2 separate regions of the Homo sapiens genome follow, and region 2 is linked to region 1. Evidence: chromatin contacts called from ENCODE Hi-C or POLR2A ChIA-PET data. All regions are on one chromosome and are shown on one strand. Each heading gives the region's core, a stretch centred on a gene start or an enhancer-like site at or near the end of the contact. The rest is flanking DNA. Distances are from core to core; before and after follow the strand shown. Region 1 overlaps LOC124901250 (a long non-coding RNA gene). Region 2 holds the start of LOC124901251 (a long non-coding RNA gene).

The links. Hi-C counts contacts between places; a loop is a spot of excess contacts on that map. ChIA-PET counts read pairs that join two places held with the same protein, here RNA polymerase II (POLR2A). Pooled maps may share reads with other maps.
Region 2: a map of natural killer cell shows a loop between it and region 1 (2.3-fold over the local background). The contact joins two enhancer-like sites. A Hi-C loop is called at or near these places in 7 of 168 maps with a recorded cell type or tissue (CD4-positive, alpha-beta memory T cell, CD8-positive, alpha-beta T cell, breast epithelium and 3 more) and 8 of 50 pooled maps. POLR2A ChIA-PET finds 5 or more read pairs at or near these places in 8 of 52 experiments (CD4-positive, alpha-beta T cell, CD4-positive, alpha-beta memory T cell, WTC11 and 5 more).

What each region holds. Positions count from the first base shown.
Region 1 is chr6:5,829,416-5,835,781 of GRCh38, reverse strand. LOC124901250 (a long non-coding RNA gene) reads right to left here. Exons shown (of 2, transcript XR_007059424.1): 2 at 6,219-6,366. Among named protein-coding and RNA genes, the nearest start is that of NRN1, 170 kb to the left of the region's middle. Within about 2 kb of position 4,146, at least 6 of the 41 ENCODE cell types and tissues checked have a DNase peak (open chromatin) inside an H3K27ac peak, as active enhancers do; they include CD8-positive, alpha-beta T cell and natural killer cell, where a contact is called at or near this core.
Region 2 is chr6:5,862,716-5,869,081 of GRCh38, reverse strand. It overlaps LOC124901251 (a long non-coding RNA gene), which reads right to left and starts at 6,115. Exons shown (of 2, transcript XR_007059425.1): 1 at 5,711-6,115. Within about 2 kb of position 2,266, at least 6 of the 41 ENCODE cell types and tissues checked have a DNase peak (open chromatin) inside an H3K27ac peak, as active enhancers do; they include CD8-positive, alpha-beta T cell and natural killer cell, where a contact is called at or near this core.

The sequences.
Region 1 (6,366 bases), core at 2,897-5,396:
CAGCCAGCCGCCCCGTCCGGGAGGGAGGTGGGGGGGTCAGCCGCCCCATCTGGGAGGGAGGTGGGGGGGTCAGCCGCCCCGTCCGGGAGGGAGGTGGGGGGGTCAGCCCCCCACCCGGCCAGCCACCCCGTCCGGGAGGTGAGGGGCGCCTCTGCCCGGCCGCCCCTACTGGGAAGTGAGGAGCCCCTCTGCCCGGCCGCCCCTACTGGGAAGTGAGGAGCCCCTCTGCCCGGCCAGCCGCCCAGTCTGGGAGGGAGGTGGGGGGGTCAGCCCCCCGCCCGGCCAGCCGCCCCGTCCGGGAGGTGAGGGGCGCCTCTGCCCGGCTGCCCCTACTGGGAAGTGAGGAGCCCCTCTGCCCGGCCACCACCCCGTCTGGGAGGTGTACTCAACCGCTCATTGAGAACGGGCCATGATGACAATGGCGGTTTTGTGGAATAGAAAGGGGGGAAAGGTGGGGAAAAGATTGAGAAATCGGATGGTTGCCGTGTCTGTGTAGAAAGAGGTAGACATGGGAGACTTTTCATTTTGTTCTGTACTAAGAAAAATTCTTCTGCCTTGGGATCCTGTTGATCTGTGACCTTACCCCCAACCCTGTGCTCTCTGAAACATGTGCTGTGTCCACTCAGGGTTGAATGGATTAAGGGTGGTGCAAGATGTGCTTTGTTAAACAGATGCTTGAAGGCAGCATGCTTGTTAAGAGTCATCACCACTCCCTAATCTCAAGTACCCAGGGACACAAACACTGCGGAAGGCCGCAGGGTCCTCTGCCTAGGAAAACCAGAGACCTTTGTTCACTTGTTTATCTGCTGACCTTCCCTCCACTATTGTCCTATGACCCTGCCAAATCCCCCTCTGCGAGAAACACCCAAGAATGATCAATTAAAAAAAAAAAAAAGCAATGGCAAAATGCATTCAGAGTTTAAAGCACCTATTCCATTTGGCTCAATTCTATACATGCACAGAAACAAAGCAAAAAAAAAAAAAGGAAACTACAACCCCCACCCCCACACAAATCGAAGAACAAACAGAAGCCATTCCAGGCCTCAAGTGAAGCAAGGCATGCGTCTCAGCTCTGAGAAATCCCCACCCTTAAGACCTGGGAAGGTCACAGCCTTCAGGCTGGCTCAAGGGGTTCTCCCCAGCAGGAACCCAGGCTGCTCCTCCCGGGACTGTGCCTGACAGGTAGGGAGTGCTCATAAGTCACAGCGGATATTATCACTACAGGGGTCCCTAACATCTCAGTGAACCCCCAATGTCGGGGAAATCGAGAAACTGGGAATGCGGCCCCAAAGCCTGTAGGAGACCACGTGTGGGCCCAGAGCCTCCCTGCTGCCTCAGAAGGCCAGAGAGCCCACAGGGCAAGCAGGGCCCACGGCAGAGCCCGTCCAGTGGACCCCAAGTCACCCTGTCACTCAGCAACCATATCCCGGCCCCAGGTGGCAGAGGAGGGTGGCCCTCAGGCGGGACAGTCTCCCCAGGCCACCGAGGCTCCTCGGCGCTTAGGCCCCTCGCATGATCCCAGAGTCACCTCACCCCCAAGCACTCCATGACCCCAAGTCCTCTGTCCTCAGCCTTCTCTGCTGGGCTCATTTCAGGTAGGTTTTTTTTTTTTCTTCCCTTCTCATTTTCTTGCTCCCTCTGAGAGGCTAATGTTCTAACAAAGATGTGCTGCTGGAACGAGGCATTAATTTCAATAGTCACTTAAAAGCAATTGCCTGGGAAATATCTCATTTTCCCATTAAATGCCGCAAAGGAGAAGCCTCGGGTGACTCCTCTGTCCCGCTCCCTGCCCCCCTCCTCCTCTGTTCTCCACCCCCTCCCCTCTTCCAAAAATTCATTACAACCTAGACACTATTTCCACTCCCCGTTCTAAAACGCTGCCCTGGGAAGATAGATGAGCCCACTTGGCCTCTGGCCAGCACATGCCCCACAGGTAACTTACTCTGTGCAAATCAATCTGGGACAGATGGGGTGTCTTTTTGGGAGCACAGGCAGGTGGCTCAGCTTGCTTCTCTGGGCTGGGGACAGGGGCAGGCAGGACAGGCAGGTGGGCCCTCGAGGTCTCCTTTTGACGATGGATGTAGCCTGTGGAAGGGATGTGTTTCCAGATCTCCCTGGCCTTGCGAGACATCCCCACAGAGGCCCCTCTCAGGGGAAGCTGCGATCAGGGGTCAGAGCTTGGCACACATGTCATTGTTGACTTGAAAAAGTTGATTAAGCAAGAGAAGGGGTCTCAGTCCTCCCCCAGGCTCCCCTGTGTCTCTCTGGGGTGCCCAGGCCCTGACCACCCCCAACCAAGGCAGGCTCTTCTCTTGCACTCTGTTACCTTGACGAGCTGTCATCTGACCTCCCTCCAAAAAAAATTCATGATAACCTTCTCCCAGAGCTGTTAATAATTATTATTATTATATTTTAATAATTAATATAAGATAATTAATATATAATTATTATATATTAACATAATAATATAATTAAATATTAATATATACTGATATAATAATTATTATTAAAAATCAGAGCAGTGTGAAAGCCCTTTGATGTGAGACAGACATACACCCCTAGCTCTGTTTCATGAGTACTTGTCAGTCTCTGTATATGTGGGTACCATTATCGCCACCACAGTCCCCAGTTTACAGAGGAGGAGCTGACGCCCAGAGAGGCTCCATAACATCCCCTAAAGCCACACAATCTTGGCCCAAGATTTGCTTGGCCCAGGGGCCTGGACGCTTGATCTCACATGGTCTGTCCATGTAGCTTGCAACACTCAGGAAGTCCCTCTCCAGTGAGGGAGCTCTGAACCCTGGCAGTGAGGCCTCTCCAGTGAGGGGGCTCCTGAGCTCTGGCAGTGATGAGCTCTCTGTGACCAGGGGACCCACCTGCAACCTCCCCCCATTCCACAGCTGCCAGCACCTGTGCCCACTTCAAAGCTTAACCCCGGATGATAAGACAGACCAGGAGCCACCAGCTTTATGTACGTTACTTATGAGTCTCAGAACAAACTCACAAAAAAATCTTATTCCCACTTCACAAACAAGAAGTTGAGGATGAGAGAGGTTAACTCAAAGGACAAAGTCACACAGATTTTAAGGCCCCTGCTCTTGACACCAGACTCAGCAGCTTTGATGTTTTTGTTCTCTTCCTCCCTGTTTTTATCTAGGGCTTCTGAGGTGTCCTCCTTCTCCATCTCCTCCCTTCTCCTCCTCCCCCCCCTCCCCCCTCCTCTTCCTCCTCCTCCTTTTTCTTCTTCCTCTTCTTCTTCCTCTTCCTCTTCTTCCTCTCCTTCTCCTTCTCCTCCTCCTCCTCCTCCTTCTCCTTCTCCTGCTCCTCCTCCTTCTCCTTTCTCTTCCTTTTTTTAAATTTAAGAGATGGGGTCCTGCTCTGTCACTCAAGCTGGAGTGCAATGGCATGATCACAGCTCACTGCAGCCTCAACCTCCCAGTCTCAAGCAATCCTCCCACCTCAGCCTCCAGAGTAGCTGCAAATACAGGCACACCTCACCACACCTAGCTAATTTTTAAATTTTTTTGTAGAGACAGGGTCTTTCTGTGTTGTCCAAGCTGGTCTTGAACTCCTGGGTTCAAGTGATCTGCTCCCCGTCAGCCTCCCAAAATGTTGGGATTACAGGAGTGAGCCACCATGTCCGGCAAAGTCACCCTTCTTGAACTTTGATTCACCAAGCTCTTCAGTCCAACTTTACACAAGTGTGAACTCAGAGAGGCGTGTGCTTGTGATTCCTTTATTCACACACAGCCAAGTTGGCACAAGGAGGTGAAACAGAGAAAGGCCTCAGTGTCTTTAGCCAAGCCCCCAGAAGGCCACCTAAGCAGGCTGGATGCTGCCCAGGGCTGGGCCACAGCGTGTCCTTTGCAAGTCAGCCAGCCCAGCCCCCGAACCCCATACACACACAAAGACATCTTGCACCCCAGGAGCAGCCCCACAGTGCAAAGGAGTCCATGCAGCTGCTAATGGCTGCTCGGGTTTGTCTGATCTGTCTGGGGTCAGGCACAGCCTCCAGGGGCCTCTGGCCCAGGTTGCATCTTTCCTGCAGAGCAGAAAAACGAAGCACAGTTAAGAAAACCCCAAGAAGGCAGTCAGTTTCCTCCCTTGAGTTTCCGGGGTGGACTTCCGGCAGAGTTTTTGGAGAACTGACTGTTGCAGTTAAACAATGTGTCTGGCAAGAAGCGAGACTTCCTCCCTTCCTGCTGCCTGGCTCATGGGGCTGCAGCCTCACTTCTGGAGGTGGCAAGAAAGAACTGTGGAGTCTGTGATCTAAGGGATCCCTGGCAGCCCACGGCAGCCAGAGAACCACACCCACTGGAGAACTCTAGGTTCTCTACGGCCTCTTGTTACTGCCAGTGCTTGTGTGGTTTGAGGTGGGTAATGCAGCAGCCTCCTGCAGCCAGCCCAGGACTGGGCAGCATGGGGCCAGGTAGTTAGTGTAGGAGAGCGAGCCTAGGCTTGTAAAGCAAGACTTGGCTCTGTCACTGGGCAACTTTTTTATTTTTTTATTTTTTTTTGAGACAGAGTCTTGCTCTATTGCCCAGGCTGAAGTGCAGTGGCATGCTCAACCCCTTCCTCCCTGGTTCAAGCAATTCTCCTGCCTCAGCCTCCTGAGTAGCTGGGACTATAGGCACGTGCCACCACGCCTGGCTAATTTTTATATTTTTGGTAGAGAGGGGGTTTTGTCATGTTGGCCAGGCTGTTCTCAAACTCCTCCCCTCAAGTAATCTGCCTGCCTTGGCCTCCCAAAGTGCTGGGATTACAGGCATGAGGCACCGCGCCCAGCCTGGGCAACTTTGAAGAAGTTACTTAGCTTCTCTGAGCCTCAGTTTCCTCATCTGTATAACGGAAGCAATAGTGTCCATTTTGCAGGGCTAGTATGACGAGTAAATGAGAATCCTCATGAGGGCCTGGAAATGACAGTGTCATTTCCAGGTGGTTCTACTATTATCAGTGACTGATATTTGTTGAGCACTGACCATAGACTAAGTTTTGTGCTGAGCATTTTATATTTATTGTCCCATTTAGTCCTCCTAAAAATCTAATGAGATATGACTATCCCCAGCTTACAAATAAGAAAACTGAGACTCAAAAAGGCCAGCAAGTGACCCCAGATAACTGCACAAGGATGTGCAGAGAGTGAGCAACAGGACCCGAAGCTGTGGGCTCACACCATGTTCTTCCTGCCTCTTAAGCCCATGGTACAGTTGGTGGGTGCTACCTGAATTGAATGGATGTGCCTGTTGTTTTGAAGTTGGGGTCTATGGCCATACCACCCTGAACGTGCCTGATCTCATCTGAAGTTGAGGATAGGCATCATCTTTCATTTGAAAATGAAGAAACTGAGGCATTGGGACGTTAACTCATGCACAGGCAGCAAGTGGCAGAGAGTGAAAGGAACCAGCATTGATGAGTGCCTATTGTATGCCAAACACTGTGCTTACTTCAAGATCCTATGATCTGCTGGGTGATTTTAGAGATGGAGTTTCATTGACTTCCCACACTGCCCTGAAGAGGTCTTATTAGTATTAGCCCCATTTTACAGAGAAGGGAACTGAAGCTCTATGCATGTAATTAGACTCTGAAGGCTGTTGATGGATGGGGAAGAAGAGGGTCCCTCTCTGCTTTTAAGGAATGCATGGACAGTTATGATTCTGGCCTGAGAAGGAAACTGAAGGGGCTCTGTGCCCGTCCCACATACCCTGCCCCACCCCCAGGGCCTCATGGGTCCCACCAGGGGAGGCTCCTGGCTTCCCAACAGAGGAAGGCATCACTTCAGAAAGGGCTGTCCCCTCAGGCCTTCTGTAGGTGGCCGGTGGGGGTCTAAGTGTATGTGCCCTTCAATCCCCCTTCTCCATTCCCCTCGTCCTCCCTGTGCTCCTGTAATGCCCGCTGGACCACTGGAGAGCCCCCATAGAGAGCAAACAACAGCAGAGCACACAGCCGGCCTCCCGAGGGTACAGGGCTTGCCTGAACTCTCAGGTCTAGTAAAAGCGAGCTTCCTACAGAAATGCACAGGGGACTGAGATCAGAGTTGAGCGGGCCTGGAAGGATCCCGGGGAACAAACAATGCTGCAGGGAAGATGGAGGCCACCCTCGGCAAGCCATCCTTTCTGGTCCCCGAGGAGCCCTGGGGTGGTCCCTGGTCACTATCTTGAACATGATACTCTAGTCTTTTTGCTCACTTCCAATATCAGTAAAATAAACTTGAGCATGTATTCCACAATGTGAAGGTTTATTGATTTATAAATTCTATAAATGTGCTGCTGAGCTCATAAATGCATCACAACACAGACATAGAAGTTGGTATTTTACTAGGATAAGAGGAAATCATAACTAGAATTTCTGATATCTTCTTCCTACACC
Region 2 (6,366 bases), core at 1,017-3,516, 35 kb before region 1:
TAATTCCAACAAATTGTATGAAGAGTTTCCAGATGATGCAACTGAGGCCGCAAGATGTTAAATAATTCACCCCAGCTAATGACTGAGGTGGCTGCGTTGAATGTAGATAATCTGTTCCACGGTCTTGACCATGATTTAATAACCATCTCAATAAATATGGTTTGATTGGACAAAAGTTTTAAACTTCTCTTATTGGTCATAAATAATCAAAATAAAAATAGAAGAAAATTTAAAAATAAAGATTTATAACCATTAAAATGATCTCTTCTTAATTTGGCCTTGGTCAATCTGTTTTGACTGTCTCTGCTCTCAGTGGCTAAACAGCATTTTAACAAGTTTTCTACACACTAAGTGCCTATGAACTCACCAAGTTCATCTGGGCTGATTGTTTCTCTCTTTTTTAAAAAACAGTTTTTTGGCAAAGGTGTAGTGGCGGCTCATGCCTGTAATCCCAGCACTTTGAGAGGCCGAGGCAGGAGGATCACTTGAGGTCAGGAGTTCAAGACCAGCCTGGCCAACATGGTGATACTCCATCTCTGCTAAGAACTCAAAAAAATTAACCCGGGCCTGGTGGCACATGCCTGTAATCCTAGCTACTCGGGAGGCTGAGGTGGGAAGATTGCTTGAACCTGAGAAGCGGAGGTTGCAGTGAGCTGAGATCACGACACTGCACTCTAGCCTGGGTGACAGAGCGAGATTCCATCTCAAAATAAATACATAAATAATAGAAGTTTTATTGAGATATAATTGTTATATAATAAACTACACATTTGACGTATACAATTTGATGAGTTTGGACACATGTACATTTCCTAGAAATCATCACCATATATTCAAGCCAATAGACATATCCATCACCTCCAAAAGCTTCCTTGTGTCCCTTGGTATTTTTATGTGTGGTAAGAGCATTTAACATGAGATCTACCCACTTAAGAAATTTTTAAGTGCAAATAATACATTATTATTGACTATAAGCATTATGCAACAACATATCTCTATAACTAATTCATCTTACATAACTAAAACTTTATTTCCAATTCCCCATTTCCTTCTCCCCCCAGCTCCTAGGAACTGTATTCTCTGCTTCTGCTAGTTTGACTGTTTTAGGTACCTCATGTCAGTGGAATCATGCCGTATTTGTCCTTTTGTGACTGGCTTTTTCACTAACAACATGTCCTCAAAAGCCATTCATGGTGTCACATATTTTAGAATTTCCTTTTTTTAAAAAACTGGATAATATTCCATTGTACATATATACCACATTCTCTTTATCCATTCATCTATCAACGAACACTTAGGTTGTTTCCATGTCTTGGCTATTGTGACTGGTATTTCAATGAACATGGGATGCAGATATCTTTTTGAGATCCTGATCTCAATTTTGGGAGGTATATACCCAGAAGTGGGATTGCTAAATCATAAGGTAATTCTATGTATTTTTTTTGACGATACCATTTTCCACAGCAGCTACACCATTTTACATGCCCACTGACAGTGCAGAAGGGTTCCAGTTCCTCCACATCCTCGCAAGTGATTGTTCTTTGTATTCCCACACAGCCAGCATCTACTCATCTTCAGTGAGCTCCAGCTCATTGTTAGTAAGCAGCTTCACTTTTTGGAGCTGCATCTTAGCTTACATCTTTATAGTGCAGCTCTCTCCTGGAGGAGCCTAAGGCAAACCTTTCTTAGCTGCTCTTCCTGATTTGTATAATTTTCCATAATCCAACTGTTAAGGATTCATCCTAGGTTAAATGTAGTTGATTCTCTTAAAACAGGAATTTAAATCAAATTGAGTATTTTTTCACATATCCTACGTATAAGATAATTATAAACAGAAATGTGCTATGTCCTCAAGAGTCATTCGTGTTGTCACATATTGTAGAATTTCCTTCTTTAGATGTAAGTTTCCTTAGATGTATGCTAAGATGCAGGGTCAGAACAGACACATGTAAGAAAGCAGGCATCCTGATGGAATGATATGGTTGAAAGAGCTCATTCAAGAGCTCGCTGAGCACTTCCTACATGTTCAACATAGAGGTCATCTAAGAAAAACAGGACGTGGCTCCTGCCTGCAGTGGCACCTATCACAGTTAGGCAAACAACACCAGCTATTGCAGTGGAACAAAAGCAGATCGTATATGCTAAAGAGTGAAACTGAATACTCCCATAAACAGATGGGAAAAAATGTGGGCTGGATGACAGAAGTGCTGGGTGATTCACACATAACTGGTTGAACAAACATACCCAACAGGGCCTATTAATGAACAAATGTCAACAGATAGTGAGGTCTCTATTGGCTCTACCCTCACTGCAGACTTGTCCGACATTTTGATAAATGATTTGGATAAGAAGAGTAACAGTATAATTGATCGAGTCTGTGATATCATGAAACTGAAAGTGATAGTAAACACACTGAATAATAGAAGCAGAATCCTAGAAGCCTACAGTATTGGTCTGTTCTGCCAGCATGGTGAGTGGGGTGGTGTGTCCCAACAAAGTGAGGAGACACACTTCTGACCAGCACTGCACTGACCACACCTAAGGCGGCCCTTCTAGGGCAACTCACTCAAACGGAGAATTTTCAATTAGATCAGATTCTGGAAAGAGTGACCAGGAGAACATGCCTTGAGACCAGTGTAACTGAGGGGAGAATAGGCAATCTAGCATAGGGAAGATAGCCTATGGTCAGTTGTCATTTCCATATGTTTAAAAAAATAGACATGAAATAGGACTTCAGCTTATTTGATGTCATTTCACAAGGCTGAACCTCACAGATTTTGACTTTATAGCATAAGCCTTTCAAAGAGAAAGAAAAAGAGTATTGATTTAGTACCTATCCAGTGCCAGAAACTGTACTTGGCATTTTACATCCTCCTTCTAGCAATCAAATAAGATATAAATTATTATCCCATTTTACATACTATTCCATTTATCTATTGCTGAATAACAAACTTCTACAAAACTTAGTACCTTAAGACAACAATTGATTATTCTTATACCTCATCGTTTTGTGGGCTAGGAATGTGGACAGGATGGAGGAAGAATAACTTCTGTCTCTCCCATGGTGTCTGGAGCCTCCTCTGGAATGTCTTGGCTATTTAAGTAACCTTCTGTATTTCTCTGCCCAGCCTCTTCACCTGTGGGCTTCCTCACAACATGGCAGACTTAGGGTAGAAGTTCTTACTTAGTAACTCAGGGCTCCAGAAGAATGAGGCAGATGCTGTCACTCCTCTTAGGTCTAAGCCTGGAACCAGAGCAGCATCATTTCCTCTGTGCTCCAGTGGCTGGGGGTAGTCACAGGGCCAGCCCACATTCAAGATGAGGGAATAAAAACAACATCAAAATGGTTCGTGACCATTTTAAATTCATCACACAGATGAGGAAGTACAGGAAGGTGGGAAGTGGCAGAGCCAGGACTCGAGCTACATCTGACCAACTGTCATTTCCTTCCCCACTCTCATTACCCTCAGTAACACATCCGTGTGTGTGGGCTCAAGGGTCTCCTCTAAGATAACTTTAAACTGTGTGTTTTCATCCCCAGCCTTGCTGCTAAGCTCCAGGACTATCTCCAGTGGAAACTGTACATGTCCATTTGAATTTCCTCGAGCCAACTCAGACTTAGCAGGATGAGACAAGAGTTCAGAATTCATCACAGGTCCTATCTCCATCCCGATCTAGGCAAACCAGCAGCTCGCCAGTCACACTGGCTCAGAACCTCATGTTGACTTCTGTCCCTGCCCTCTCACTTTTTTCCTGTGTCCAGTCAGTCACCATTGCCAAGGCCTGTAAATTCGTAGGCACAACAGTCTTCAAGGCTGCTCAAAGATCAGTTCTGCCTACATCCCCTCCAGCCACCTACCATGCTCACCATCCCCAGCCACACTGCCTGCTGCTCCTCCAAAGCCTCTCCACGGACACCATCTCCCTAGAAAGACCATTCTATCAAACATTACTGATATTGTTATGTCTGTTTATTTCTTATTTATTGTCTGTTTCTCCTACTAGAGCAATGCTATTCAATAGAAATATAATTTGAGCCACATCTGTAATTTTACATTTTATGGTAGCCACATTTAAAAGGGCATAAAGAAACAGGTAAAATTAATTTTAAGAATTTATTTCACTTAATCGTGTATATTGGTCCATTTTCACGCTGCTATAAAGTTACTACCTGGACTGGGTAACTTATAAAGAAAAAAGATTTAATTGACTCACAGTTCTGCATGGCTGGGGAAGCCTCAGGAAACTTACAATCATGGCAGAAGGTGAAGGGGAAGCAAGGCACATCTTACATGGTGGCAGGCAATAGAGTGCAGGGGAAAATGCCACTTTTAAACCATCAGATCTCATGAGAACTCCCTCATTATCACGAGAATAGCATGGGGGAAACTGCCCCCATGATCCAATCACCTTCCATCGGTTCCCTCCCTCAACATGTGGGGATTACAATTCTAGATGAGATTTAGGTGGGGACAGAGAGCCAAACCATATCACCATGATATCCCGAATACTATTATTTCAACATGTAATCAATATGAAAAATCATTAATGAGATACTTCACATTTTTTGGTCTAAATTTTGAAATTGATGTGTATTTTGCCCTTTGTTTACCTCTCATTCAGACTGGCCACATTTCAAGGGCTTGGTAGCTACACGTGCTAGTGGCCGCCATCTCGGACAGCACAGCTCTAAAACAAAAGCTCTTTGAGGATGTGGACTTTGTTCTCTTTGTTCACCTCTCTCTTCAAGGTGCCCTGAACTTAAAAAATATTTTCTTACTGCATGCGTGCAGGAATGCAATGAATGAAATGCATCCCTTGCTTTTGATTCTCCCCCACCCCTTCCTCCTGACCTCACAGTGGCAGAAGCCTTCTACCTGTCAAGCATCTACAGGTGTGGCAAGGAACTGCTCCTTTCCAGCTTGAGATGCTCTTCCCACACCACCAGTTTCTGTCTTGAGCCTCTTTCCACCGGTGGGAGGACTCAGAGTAAGGCTTGTCTGGCGGCCCCAACCAATGGACACCTGCCTCTTCCCATTTCTTCCCACAGCATGAGCATGTGTGACTTCAGTCCTCTCTCCTCACCCCTGTCCTAACCTCCCACTTATTATTTCTACCCCTCACCCTTCATCCTGAGGTCCAGAGCAGAGTCCCTGAGAGCTTGAAGGTCTTTGGTGTACTGAGGTCGAAGAACGCTGACCTCTGACCTCTCACTTTTTGAATGAGAAAACCTAGGGTGAGAGGCCTGCCAGGTTTGAATCTGTGCCCAGCTTGATTCTGAGGCTCTTTGAGGGACCCCACCCTGCGTGTCTGTCCACTGTTTCTGGGACAACCTGGTTCCAGCTTGCAGCCTGGCTCTTAGCCTTGGCTGACAGTTCCAGTCTTTGCATCCCCAGATGTCACATCTTGGGGTGGCACAGAGCACTCTGCTGGCTTGGAGCTTCTCCCCAACTAACCTTTTTGACAGCTTCATTGAGATATAATTTACATACCATACAATTCACCCCACTAAAGTATATAATTCAATGGATTTTATTATATTTACAGTTATGTGCAACCATCTTCACAGTCAATTTTCATATCACCTCAAAAAGAAACCTTTTAGACCCATTCACCCATTGAGGGACATTTGAGTTTCTCCTGCCTTATGGCTATTATGAATAATGTCGCTGTGAATATTCACGTAAACCCCTCCACTGATTCTTCCTACCTCTTGCTGCCAGGTGACTTTTCAGCAAGCATTGGAAAGCAGGTCAGTCCACTGTTCCTAACATCTGCCATATTGGTCCTGGCACTGGAGGCTCTTCATCACAGGGGCCTTCTCTACTCCCCACACCTGGCTGCAGAGAGGCAGTGAAAGGTCGTGGTCAAGGTCAGGGTCTGAAAGCCAGGGCCTCACCTCCCAGCTGGTAATGAGCTCAGCCAGACAGAAGGACAGCCCAGGTTCAGGGTTTGGGAAGAATGGCAGTTACTCACTTTGGTTTACTATCAACATGGCAAGGACATGGGGGATGTGCTCCCCAGGCCTGCCCTCTGCTCCTCACAGAGACAGACCCCAGGCTTAGAGAGGCAGCCAACCAGGCTGAGTGAGCCATTGCCCGGTGAGAGGAGCAGGGCCCACCACCCCTCTCATACCATTTTGAGGCTGGGAAAGGGGCCGCAGCAGCTCTCAGGAGTTCACCGCCTTAGCACTGCAGTCACACCCTCTGTATTGTCTCTTACTACCTCAGCACGTACCACCACTGTGATTTTAGACAACTTATTTAACCTCTCTGTGCCTCAGTCTGCTCCCCTGCAAATGGGGATAATAATAGTACCAACCTCAGAGCATTCTTGAAAATGCATGCCTGAGTGCTTAAACCCCGC